Linked DNA regions of Homo sapiens: region 1 is linked to region 2. The links are chromatin contacts, found by Hi-C in ENCODE. All regions are on one chromosome and are shown on one strand. The core of a region is the stretch at or near the end of the contact, and the rest is flanking DNA. Distances in the headings are between cores, read along the strand shown. Region 1 overlaps LOC112267962 (a long non-coding RNA gene). Region 2 overlaps BCKDHB (branched chain keto acid dehydrogenase E1 subunit beta).

What was found. Hi-C counts contacts between places; a loop is a spot of excess contacts on that map. Pooled maps may share reads with other maps.
Region 1: a map of PC-3 shows a loop between it and region 2 (4-fold over the local background). The contact joins two enhancer-like sites. A Hi-C loop is called at or near these places in 4 of 168 maps with a recorded cell type or tissue (IMR-90, MCF 10A, PC-3 and 1 more), 1 of 37 single-sample maps with no recorded cell type and 2 of 50 pooled maps.

What each region holds. Positions count from the first base shown.
Region 1 is chr6:80,537,039-80,542,935 of GRCh38, forward strand. All of the region lies in intron 1 of LOC112267962 (a long non-coding RNA gene), which reads left to right. The region is part of intron 1 of LOC105377869 (a long non-coding RNA gene); the gene reads right to left. Among named protein-coding and RNA genes, the nearest start is that of BCKDHB, 430 kb to the left of the region's middle. RefSeq lists an enhancer at 1-45. Within about 2 kb of position 4,298, at least 2 of the 41 ENCODE cell types and tissues checked have a DNase peak (open chromatin) inside an H3K27ac peak, as active enhancers do.
Region 2 is chr6:80,332,639-80,338,569 of GRCh38, forward strand. All of the region lies in intron 9 of BCKDHB (branched chain keto acid dehydrogenase E1 subunit beta), which reads left to right. Among named protein-coding and RNA genes, the nearest start is that of BCKDHB, 230 kb to the left of the region's middle. Within about 2 kb of position 2,778, at least 2 of the 41 ENCODE cell types and tissues checked have a DNase peak (open chromatin) inside an H3K27ac peak, as active enhancers do.

The sequences.
Region 1 (5,897 bases), core at 3,048-5,547, 210 kb after region 2:
GATGTTGTTGGACTCTCAATTTATCTCTGTCATCTTCCTTTATATCTACTCCTGTTGTTTTATGAGCTTTCATATTTTTGGCTTCCTATTCTAAGTTTTGCACACTGTGAAGCAAGTTCGAGGAGTTTATTCTGCTCTTAAATACAGTTTCTTTCCATCTAGAATTTTGCTGTCTCTTTTGTATGCCATGTCAGTTTTCCTCTCTGCATTTTTGTTGCAGTTATGCATAACTGCAATGCCATTTCTTTTAGTCTGGCTCATGCTTACTGGGGGCAGCTCCCAAACTCTCTCTTCGCTCTGTAAGTGTGTCTGAGTGAATTCTGTAGGATACTTTTGCCACTATGTCTCTCCAGTTTGTCCTCTCTCAGAGCTGTACTCTGACGCCTGAGTATTGCTATTACTCAATTTTTCTCTAGCCTCAAGTCATGACAGTGGAGAAGGCAGAAAGCTTAGGCTCTGCTTTTTCTTCAAGTTGAGTAAATTTTCTGTATTACAATCAACTCCATCAAACTAGGAATGTGTTCTCTTCCTACTCACTTCAGTTCAATCTTCTGATTTGTGCGTGATGCCCTGAAGCGTATGCTTCCAGCAAGGAGAGTTTGTTTAGGTTATTCATTTTCCTTGTTTTACTTACACATTCTTCCAGCAGCCTTTTGTGTATACACCTTAGTTCCCAGTCAGAACAGGAAAAGATAATGATTCCTATGGGGTTTACCCCCATTACAGTTAATTGGGGTAGAGGTGACATCACCTTCTGTTTAATTTGTCAGCTTTTGGTGCTCACAGGTTTTTTGTTTGTTTGTTCCTATTTATCTACTCTTTTGTTTTCATGTCTGCAACTTACTGCTGGTGTTTTTTAGAACCCTCTCTTTTCCCCTCCCTTGCTAGTAGAGCGTAGAATGACACTCACTGAAATTTTTTCTCTTCCTCTATTGAGTACCTTTGGTAGGGGTGCTTGCATAGCTGTTTTCCTGACTCTTTCTCCAACAGCCTACTTCTTCAGCTTCTCCTCATTTTTAGGAATACCATTAAGACTTTTGAGGTGTTGATTAATCATCTACTTTTCCTATCATTTCTTCTGAAAGATGCAGATTAGTTTAAAAACTTCCTGAACCAAAAAAGCAATTTTTATTCATTTGTTTGGCACTTCTTTTCAAAATTTGTGTTTTGTGTTTCTTGTTCCTTTCATCAAGTGTTGGGGTAGGAACATTCTCTTCTCAGGCTTATCTCTACTGTCTCACCTTGGAAGTCTAAACTATCTTTCCATTTGTTTTTCGTTTTATCTTTTTTTTATGAGACAGGCAGATATGTGTTTATTTGTTTAAAATTTTTTTCTACTGTGGATATATACTGCTTTGGTTAAATTGTTTAAAAATTTAAAACAATCTATCTTGAAATAGTTTTTATATCATTTATTTAGACTTGTGTAACCACTTTAATATTTTATATCATTTAGATTTATATAAGTATGTTTATAACACATTATATTATAATTTCTATTTGAACTATTTATAACAATTTTGCCACCAGAGTTATGCTAGTTTTATATAAAGATGTGGGAAGTTGAAATAATTTTATGTATTCTGAAAATATTTAAACAGCATGATACTTATTTATTAAATTTTATATTGAATTTACTGGTCTCAGTGGTTATATCAGAGGTACATTTTGATAACTGTTTCATTATTTTTCATGGTTCTTAGCATATTTTTGCTCCTTGAAATAATTTTGATAATGTCTTAGATAATCTTATATTTAACCTAGATTTTTCCATTTTTCCACTGTAGTAATCTTATTTCCATCACAGTAATTACATATTTCCTTTATAGTAATTTTCTTTTTTATTATTTGATTTCCATAAGTGCATATCAGAATACTTTTCCCCATATTTTTAGCTGGGTAAATGTTGTATTTGATTATATCTTTATAGCCTTTAGAAAACTACATTTTCACCATAGTTTTTTAGCTTTTTGTATTTTAGAGGGGAAATTTGAGGCAAGTATCATTTTTGTGCTTGTGTGTATTACGTATATACATTTTGTATCTAGACTTTTATACTTGCTTTTTTTTAAATAAAAATAGGTATGATATATCATTATTTCTCTTCTTGATGGCCCTTTTTTAAAATTCAGGAAACTTTTCTTTTGTAATATCTTTGATTATTGTTTTTGTCCAATTTATTTACTTTTTCTCTGAGTAACAATTATTTGAATGTTGGTTCCATAGTCTCTGTCTGCCATATCAATTCTCTTTCCTCCATCATTTTCCTCTTTTTTCCTCATATTCTACATATTAAGAGTGCTTCTTAAATGTGTTATTATATTATTATTATATCATTATTTTCAATTTCCAACATATATTTTACTATTTGCCACTATCAATGTGCCTGACAGTTTTCTACTATTTTTAAAGTTTTGTGAACCCTACTGTTTTAAAGTTTTTTGAAACTCTCATATTATGTTTATTTTAAATCTCATTCTAAAGTTTTTACAGCTTAACTTTTGCACTTTTTATAGCTTTCTGCTCCTGTGTCAGAGACTACCTTTTTTGTATCTTTTGGGTGATGTCAGAAAAACAATAGTATCACAACAAGAACAAAAACAACAACAGTAGCAACAACAATAAAACTAACACAAAAAACCCCCACAACAACAAAAAACCCAGCAAAGAAAGAAAAACAATTTGGTTAATTTTTCAGATATTTTTCTGTGCATTATAGTAAGTAGTTGTCAGAGGTGAACTTTTCTTTCCTGTCTTCAGACTCTGTATTAATAAGGGTTCTCTAGAGTGTCAGAACTAATAGGGTAGATGTATATATGAAGGGGAGTTTATTAAGGAGAATTGACCTACACAGTCAGGAAGTGAAGTCCCATAATAGGCTGTCTGCAAGTTGAGGAGCAAGGAAGCCAGTCCAAATCCTTAAAACCTCAAAAGCAGGGAAGCCAATGGTGCAGCCTTCAGTATATGGCCAAAGGCCAGAGAGCCCCGGAAAACCACTGGTGTAAGTTCAAGAGTCCAAAAGCTGAAGAATTTGGAGGCTGATGTTCAAGGGCAGGAGGCGTCCAGCACGGGAGAAAGATGAAGTCTGGAAGACTTAGCAAGTCAGCTTCTACCACCTTCTTCTGCCTGTTTTATTCTAGCCACTCTGGCAGCTGATTAGATGGTGCCCACCCAGATTGAGGGTGGGCATGCCTCTCCCAGTCCACTGACACAAATGTTAATCTCCTTTGGACATACCCTCGCTGACACACCCAGGAACAATACTTCGCATCCTTCAATCCAATCAAGTTGACACTCAATATTAAGCATCACAGACTCAAAGGTCTATTTCTTTCTTATCTCATGCATTGCTTTATAAGACTATAAGGCTGTTGGACCTGGTACACATCTTAATCTCTAGACTGTAGAAAGCCTTCACCTAACTAGGGTAATTATCTTCTGTAGATTCTATCTTCTCTTATCCTCACAACCTGAATCTTTTTGGAAAAGCTCTATTTTGTAAGATACATACTGCCATCAAGGATCTTTTTCCCTTTGCCTTGGTTTTGCTTGGAGTGGTGTGATGGTCATTATGATCACACATAGTTGAGCTCCCAGCAATCAGTCTACATTTGCTCAAACACCATCCCCAGAAAAGAAGAGCGTAATAACACATCATTGTTTTCTGGGGATGGTGTCTGAGCAAATGTAGATTGATTGATGGGACCTCAACTATGTCTGATATAAGAAACAGCACAGTGGTGGTAGAGGATTGGATGCCCAGATATCATGTCCATGTAGCTGGCCAGAGAAAGGAAGAATGGCAGAAGGCCATGAAAGAAACACTCCCAGTTGAGTCAGTTCCGAGGGACCTACTTAAAGTCTGACAAACATTTTCACTATATGTCATGAACAGAAATTAGCCCTCTCCCTACACCCAAGTGTAAGAGTGTCTGGGTATGTAGCCTTTTGTTTTGGGTGGCAATATACCCAGGGAAAAATAAGGGTACTGAGAAGGATGGGAGAGAACAGGTCTTTCTGTAGGCAACTGGCTATCTTTGTCATAACCTAGGTCTTAGTGAGTTGGGGCTGACAGCAGAAGGGATTAAAAAGTACTTTATGTTATTAACCATAAACTACAGGAAGGACCAGCATGATCTCAGTCATCATTTTATCTCAGGCTTACTTATTATATTCCTTATATTATGTTCAAATTTCTTCCTCCTCCTCCAGCAATGTTAGGGTGACTGCTATGTTGAAAAGAGACCACAAACTGTTAAAGTCTCAAATTGCATGCCTCACCTTTCCACACCCTCCCTTTTGCAGGCCAAGTTGTTCATTCTCTTCTTTTGGGGCAATACCTAGCAGATTACTCATATGAGGATTAGTCAGCCCTTGTTCCCTGATGCCACATCCTCCCCCAACCAACTACCATGTATCAAAGAGTCCTGGGACTCCCACTTTTGTCTTTTCTGTTACTAGCACACTTAATTTCCCACTCACCATCTTCCTTCTTGCCTCCCACTCTGTTCCTACTAATAGTGTTAATACTATCAACAGCAATGACTAGCATTTTTATTGTTCTTCTTACAAAGTTCCTTCTCATATTTTTATTTTTATCTCATGTGCACCTCACAGCCATCCTGCTATATTTTTTCAATTTTCACTAAGGCATGTATTTTAGAAGGTTGGCAATTAAACAAATCCGTGTGAGTAACGGGTAGAAATGTAAGTCCAACCCAGGTCTCCTAACCTCACATCTCATGCTCTTTCTATCACACTATGCTGCAAGTCACACCTCTTGTATATTGTCTCCCAACAGCAGCAGTACAAATGATAAAAAGTCCTGGATTAGTGGGTACATGAGAAGGAAGGTTACAAAGTGCACTAAATGGAAATGGAGGCCATGAGGCCCAAATAGTTGGAGATGATCCTTGCTACAAAGTAGGAATGAGCAGTGACTATTCGTGCTTAAGGACACATGGACTTCAAAATACTCTTTCCTCTTACCAAAATGTTCCTGGAACTGGACAATATTAATAGGACAAACACTGGAGAAGTTCACAAATAATGAACAGCTGCAATAGCAAATCTCTCTTCCACCAGAGTGTTTTATCAGAGCTCGTGTGCTCCTGGCTTAATGCTTAATGCTTCACCAAGGGAAGCAATTCACGGGTGGAAGCAACCATGCAGATCAGAGAAGATTAGTTTTCTTTCTTTCCAGTGGTTTGGGACCTCATAGAATAGCCTCAGATAAAAGAGGAAGCTGCAGGCAGAAAGCCATGAACTCCTGAGCCTGACTGTAGAAGACAGGCGAATAGGTGGTAGAAATACAGTGATAATTTTTCCCAAGGGAGTTAGACAGCTTTTTAGTGAATGAAAGAAGCACAGCACAAATTAGTTCAGATCAAGTTTTCAGCTTCTAAGCTTGGGTTCCTCAGGCTATTTCTTGACTTTCTTTGAAACCACTGAAATCTGTAATAATACCCTAAGCTTCTGTTTTATTTTAGCCACCACATAGGCTATACTCAGATGTAAACATATTTGTCTAATTTAGCCTCAGTCCAGTACATTCAACATTTTATCAGGAAGTTACAATTTTACTGCTGTGTCCAGGGAGTGGTATGGAGGGTAGAGCAAGTGTATTAGTCAATTCACACACTGTAGTAAAGAACTACCTGAGGCTGAGTAATTTATAAAGAAAAGAGGTTTAATTGGCTCACGTTTCCACAGGCTATACAGGAAGCATGGCTGGGAGGCCTCAGGAAACTTACAATCATGGTGGAAGGCAAAGGAGAGGCTGGCACGTGCTACATGGCTGAAACAGGTGGAAGAGAAAGAATAAAGGGGAAGGTGCCACACACTTTTGAACAACCAGATCTCTTGAGAACTCTATTATGAGAACAGCAAGGGGCAAG
Region 2 (5,931 bases), core at 1,528-4,027:
AATAAATGAGAGGGAACAAGTTTAATTTATTGATGAAGCACTCTGATGATTTTTTTTACCCTTATAGTAAAAAAAAAAAAAAAACACCTTCAAACTTACATCCTACCATATGTTCACCATCAAATCTCAAGTCAGAATCAGGTTCAAATCAGAATTCAAAACCAGTTTTAGAACTCAAGTGGCAGCTCATGCCCTGCATGCAGGCAAACGGCTAGGAATTAATCAGAAAGTTCCACCCATGTCCATCCTTCCTCTTACTTGCTCATCTTCCCAGCAAGCACTAAAAAGAAAAAAAAAAAAAGTACAAATTCGTACGGAACCTACTGTAACTCTGATTAAAGAGATCCTGTATTCCCCAATGACCGACCCCCTAGCTCCCCCAAAAAGGAATTAAACGGCTAAGCTTTTTATAAATGTTTTTAAAATCCTTATTGGACTTGACATAAACATGCAGATAATTCTACTAGTCTCTTTTTCATAGGTACAATAATAGCACTAAGTACAGAATTCCCCTTGTATCCAAGCAAGACTTTTACGAAAACTTAAACCTGAAGTCTTATGCAGTGCACCTAAAATTAACCAGGAGCCTTGGTGCATATACCAGCAAATGTTGTACACCTGTGTGATAGTGGTCACCTCACTTAACCTCTCCCAGCTTCAGTTTCTTGTCTTTACTACTACATAAAGTTGTTGAAAGGATTAAAGGAGACTATATAAACAGCTATTTTTATTTATGATTAAATAATATCTGTGTGGTTACTATTTAGTCTGGGTAACTAAATAGCTGGGTTTTTTTGTTCTTTGTACACATGCACATATTCCTTTTTTAAAACAGGCATATGGGCAAATACATTTTTTTTCTATATGCCTCCATGTTGTTTCTCTGGATTTCCGCCAGGATGGGATGTGCCAATTATGCACGGAATTGTTTGCGTGTCCATGGGTGCTTATATAAGTCATTATCTTTGGTGTATGACAAATACACAAACTCCTGTATCTCTAGTAGCCTGTAATTCCTAATTGAGGGACATGATTGAATTTATGTAGTTTAGCCCCAAGTAAGTAGATAAAAATTATTAAGTAAATGCCCTGGTTCATCTAAACAAAATATGTGACTAATAGCTTTTTATATGAACTATATACATTTAGTTTACCTAAGTTTATTAATAAATAGTATCTCTGGGCATTTTTAATTTTATATTTTATACTTAACTATGAAAGTATCCAGAACCAGATTCCAGTCACTAACTACCTCTTCATTAATGGATCAATGGTTTTATCAGATTTATTAGAAATTTGTCTATACTGAGCATGTAATATGTACTTTGTGAAAATAGGTATAAAACTGGGCTCATCTTATCAGCATACCATTTACCCAATTATGGGAGTAAAAAAGGAGGCATGTGTATTTTTCCCCTAATTCTGAAATGTCTCCCAGTTCTTGAAATTTGAATGTGAAAATGTGTGCATGCAAATTAAGACATTCAATCTGAAAGACTTCTTTGTATAAAATACTAACCAAATTTAAAGTTGAACCATAGGGTAAATATAGTAGAAAAGTATATTTTGAATTCTGAATTTTATTTCCATTGGATACAAACAATAATTACAATTGCTAGATGTGTTTTAATGAATAGTTTGAACTCATCATGCTAGCAAAAATCATCTGCATATAAATAATAGGGCAATTTCAAGCAATTTTTTCTTACTTAGGTCAGATATTCCTGCCAGAAACTTGTTTGCTTTGTTAATTTGTTCAATTATTAAACTTTGAGAGTACAAAGATAAATTTACTAATGGGGTTCAATTAACAAATTTCTGATTACATTTCCCTAATGATGATAGTATAGAACATTTATTTCTGCTGTGCTTTATTAGTAAAATTGCAGTGATCTGGTGACTGGAATTAAACTGCTGAAAAATGACTTGGTCTGATTTATTCACTGAGCAAAACCAAGCTTTAAAGGCTGTGTTGCTATGGCACCCAAGATTAACTGTTAAAAAAAAAAAAAAGTTTAATTTTAGTAAAAACATTGGTACATCTCTTTTGGCATTGTGTAGATAAAAATAGATTCCCCCCTCCCCCTTTTCTTGTCTTTTTTATGTTTAGCAAGTCCTTTGCATTCTTTTAAACATACACTAAAAGAAATTTAGCATATTTAAAGAGAAGGGAAAAAGCAGTAAAATAAAACTGTTTTATCAAAAGATTACAATTTGTAAAATAGCAAATATTTCAGTCATCATTTTTTATATGTATATATATATACTTTTTATTTTGTCTAATTTAATCCTTTCAAAAACTGTCTGGCTTCTCATACTTTTTAGAAAGATGGTGCCAGAGAGGGAGAAATCACTCTATTCTGGTAGTTTCGTTTTGTAATTAGTCTTCAAACTTAAAAACAGGTTGCAAAATTGGGACAGTAACAAGTTTTAGGAGAAATCTTAATGTAGCTCTAATCTTTCAAATTCTAAAAGAATATGTTTTCTGTTTCGTGAGACAAAAGAATTGTCTGGTTGCTTTAGCCAGGATTGATTTCTGTCTTCAGAACACCATTTGGTGGTGTTAAGACTGCTAGATGAAGAATTTTGTGGGAAAAAAAAAAAAAAAAGAAGAAAAATTGAATGCTTTGTATGATCATCAAAAGCCACTTTTCAGGAGTATTTTACATTTCTTGGTGCCAAGCAAATCAGAAATCCTACCTTACAGAGAGCGATTTGTTCATGAGATGACCCAGTGCTGCAAGTCGCTTATGTTTATCATTATGCTTCCACATTCTAAGGAAATTCCACTTTCAAACGTTGCCGTCAGTGCTTTCTTCTATAGGAAGAATTTGAACTATAAAATTTGAGAAGCTTCAGCGTCTGTGGAAATTTGAGAGCATTGCCTTTTTTCCTCTTTATTGAATGTAAAGTGTTTTAACAAAAGCATGGTAGCCCAGTACATTTTAAATGTCAAAACTTGCACATAGTGTATCTCATAAAGAATTTAAATTTTAGACTTTGAACTTTTAAAGCCTCAAACATCTTTAGAGGCTGACTACAGCAAATAAACAGAATGTTTTGCAGAGAGATTTAGTGAAGAAAATTTTTTTTTGCCGTTGTTTCTCACAGTGCTCTGCAGGTGAAAATGGTGAGGAAACTTTGATAGTTCAAGACTATGCAGGGGAGAATTTGAAAGCAGAAACAAGCTTTTACAGATTTTACCTGGAAAAACAAAGTGGTTTATATGAGGTGCTAGTTCTTACCTTTATGATTGCTAATTTAGATTTTATAAAAATTGAAATGAGTTAATATTTTAAAATATTTAAGTATGGTCTCTGGACAACAATAAGCACAGTGTACTTTTTTAAAAAGTGACTTTATGTAAGATTATAAATTACAGAAATGAGTTGTCACTTCCCTGTTGTTACTTATTTCTGATTTTAAAATAGCAAAATTTATAAAGCTATAGTTTTGAGAAAATAGTAATTCATATTCTTAAAATTGTTATAATCTCTAAATTAATACATAAATTATTGATTTAATGTTAAATTTTGATTTTAAAATTTATTTCAGTTTCTATAGGTAATATATTGAGGTTCTGACAATTTTATATTAATGTATGATTTTATTCTGACACAGCTGTTGAATTTGAACTACTAATTATTTCTAAGAATTTGTTAATACCATTCTCCAACTTTGTTTTAGGCAGCTAGATTGTATCCAGGGAAACCCATTTAGATCAGAAATAACATTTCGTTCTAACTTCAAAAAATAAGCATCCACTTTAAAAATGGAATCTGAATTTAAATAAAAATCCTAATTTAGGATTCAGTTCCATTCTTTAACTAGCGGAAAGAAATCTTAGCAAAAAAAACCAAAAAAACAAAAAAAAACCAAATTTACCAGATTGCCAGTAATTTGCATTAAGGAGGAAGAGATGGATTTTTTTTTAAGTCAGCAGGCATTGAAGATAGTTCAGTGAAGTTAAGTAATAGAGATCTCAGATTTTAATTTAGTCAAGATTATGATTTTACATAGAAGCACTGTTGAAATAGGCTTGATAATAATATTTTAAGTGTTATACAAATCTGGATGAAATTATATTATTTACTGTCTTACTCATTGGTTCAACTGTGTTTTAAAAGTGAGAGACCTTATATCAATGAGTGTTTGTTCTGTGCATCTCATGTGCATGGTGTTAACAAAATAAAATAAGCATACTTCTAACATTTGGGGGAGCATCCTATTAGTTTGGGGGTAGGTTAGGGACTCTGCTTTCCAAATAATTAATTTGATAGATCCATGCTCTTGAAAAATTGGGTACATACTATTTTTAAACTTTATTTTTCAAACATGATATGTATTGTTTAAAGCATTAGCTTAAATGAAAAATAATATTTTACATTCGTAAAGTTCTGTTTATTTAATTCAGTAATGAAATTAATTTGGAGTTGTTGGCATACTGCCTTCACAGGTTTCTGTGACTCATTTGCTGAGAAAGTGTGATTCAAGAGACCAGAATCATTTTTTTCTCATTTGCTAAAACTCATGTTTTGACTATGGGCAAATGTTCATGGCAGATTTAAAACAAATTTAAAGTAAATATTCTGTGATAATATTTGGAAGCTGAGTGATGTCTAGCCTTACATAACTAGGACAAATATAAATCTGTGAGTTCACGGACTTCAAAAGTATCAACTATACATCATTTTAGAATACTGGTTTTGTTTTTCTCATATTCTTAGAGTTTAACTCTTATACTACTAATTATGACCTCTAGAAGGTAATTGCATTTAGAAGCAGAATATCTGCTGTTTTATTAATTTAATAATTAAGGACTAAATGGTGTTCCAATTTAGGTTTAAAAGTAAGCACATTCACACAGCATTTAAAACTATTTCTTAATGTTTTTTTCCTAGAGAAGAAATGATAGCTCCATGATCGCTATATGTTCTGTTCAATACTCATTATATTTATAATTTATATTACATATATATTTATCCATTATATTTATAATTTAGTCCTGTCCAAATAAAATATATTCTCATAGTTAAGTGTGTTGTGGTAGTATAATGATTACATGAAATAACCTGGACCTTGCTGTTTGCAAAGTAATTTAAATGTTTATTTTCTGAGTTGCTACTTGGAAATTAAGTTGTGGAGTGATGTTTCTCATTGGTCCAAGGAGCAACATAAAATCCTGATTTATCAGATAATCCTACAGGAAACGTATGCCTGTTTTGACTTATGATATGTTTCTTAGTACAATGTCCTGCTTTTCTGGCTTTCCATTAAATGTTTAGAAAAATTAGTTAATAGTTTTGCAGGAAAAGAAAGGAAATTTATCAGTCTATACCAGCTATATAAGAAGTAGGAACATATATAAAAGACCTATAATTTTCCGATCTCACTTTGAACTTTTCTTCACAGTTTTCCAACTCAAGATGGTATATAGTCTTGCACAATGGGCTGTAGCCAACTTTCCGTCAGAAGAACTGAGTAAAAATTATTCCAAAATTGTTCTTAGAAATAAATCTGAGCCTGGAATTGTCTTGCATTAAAAAACAAAAAGCAAATGATTGCTTTAAAAGCACACCAAATGATATTGGATGGTCTTTATTCTTGACTCTGTTTTTTAAAGTGTGTATACGTTCATTACATCCAGTTGTCTATTGGGCTTTTTTACTCTAACTTTTCGGAAGTTGACTGACAGGCCACTTTTCTATAGTGGGAAATAGGCACCTTGTGTGCGCGGAGGGATTTCCAGCCCCCGACCCCGGAACCAGCAATTAGCGTTTAGGCGTCCTGCACCCCACCAGGGGGCAGCACCGGACACTGCCTTTCCTAGAGGCCTGAGTGCATTTAAGGCTTTCTGGCAGTGCTCTCCACCCCTCTTCCTCATACAGGCCTTACGTATTTTTGGTATTTTCTTACACATTTTAGGCTTAG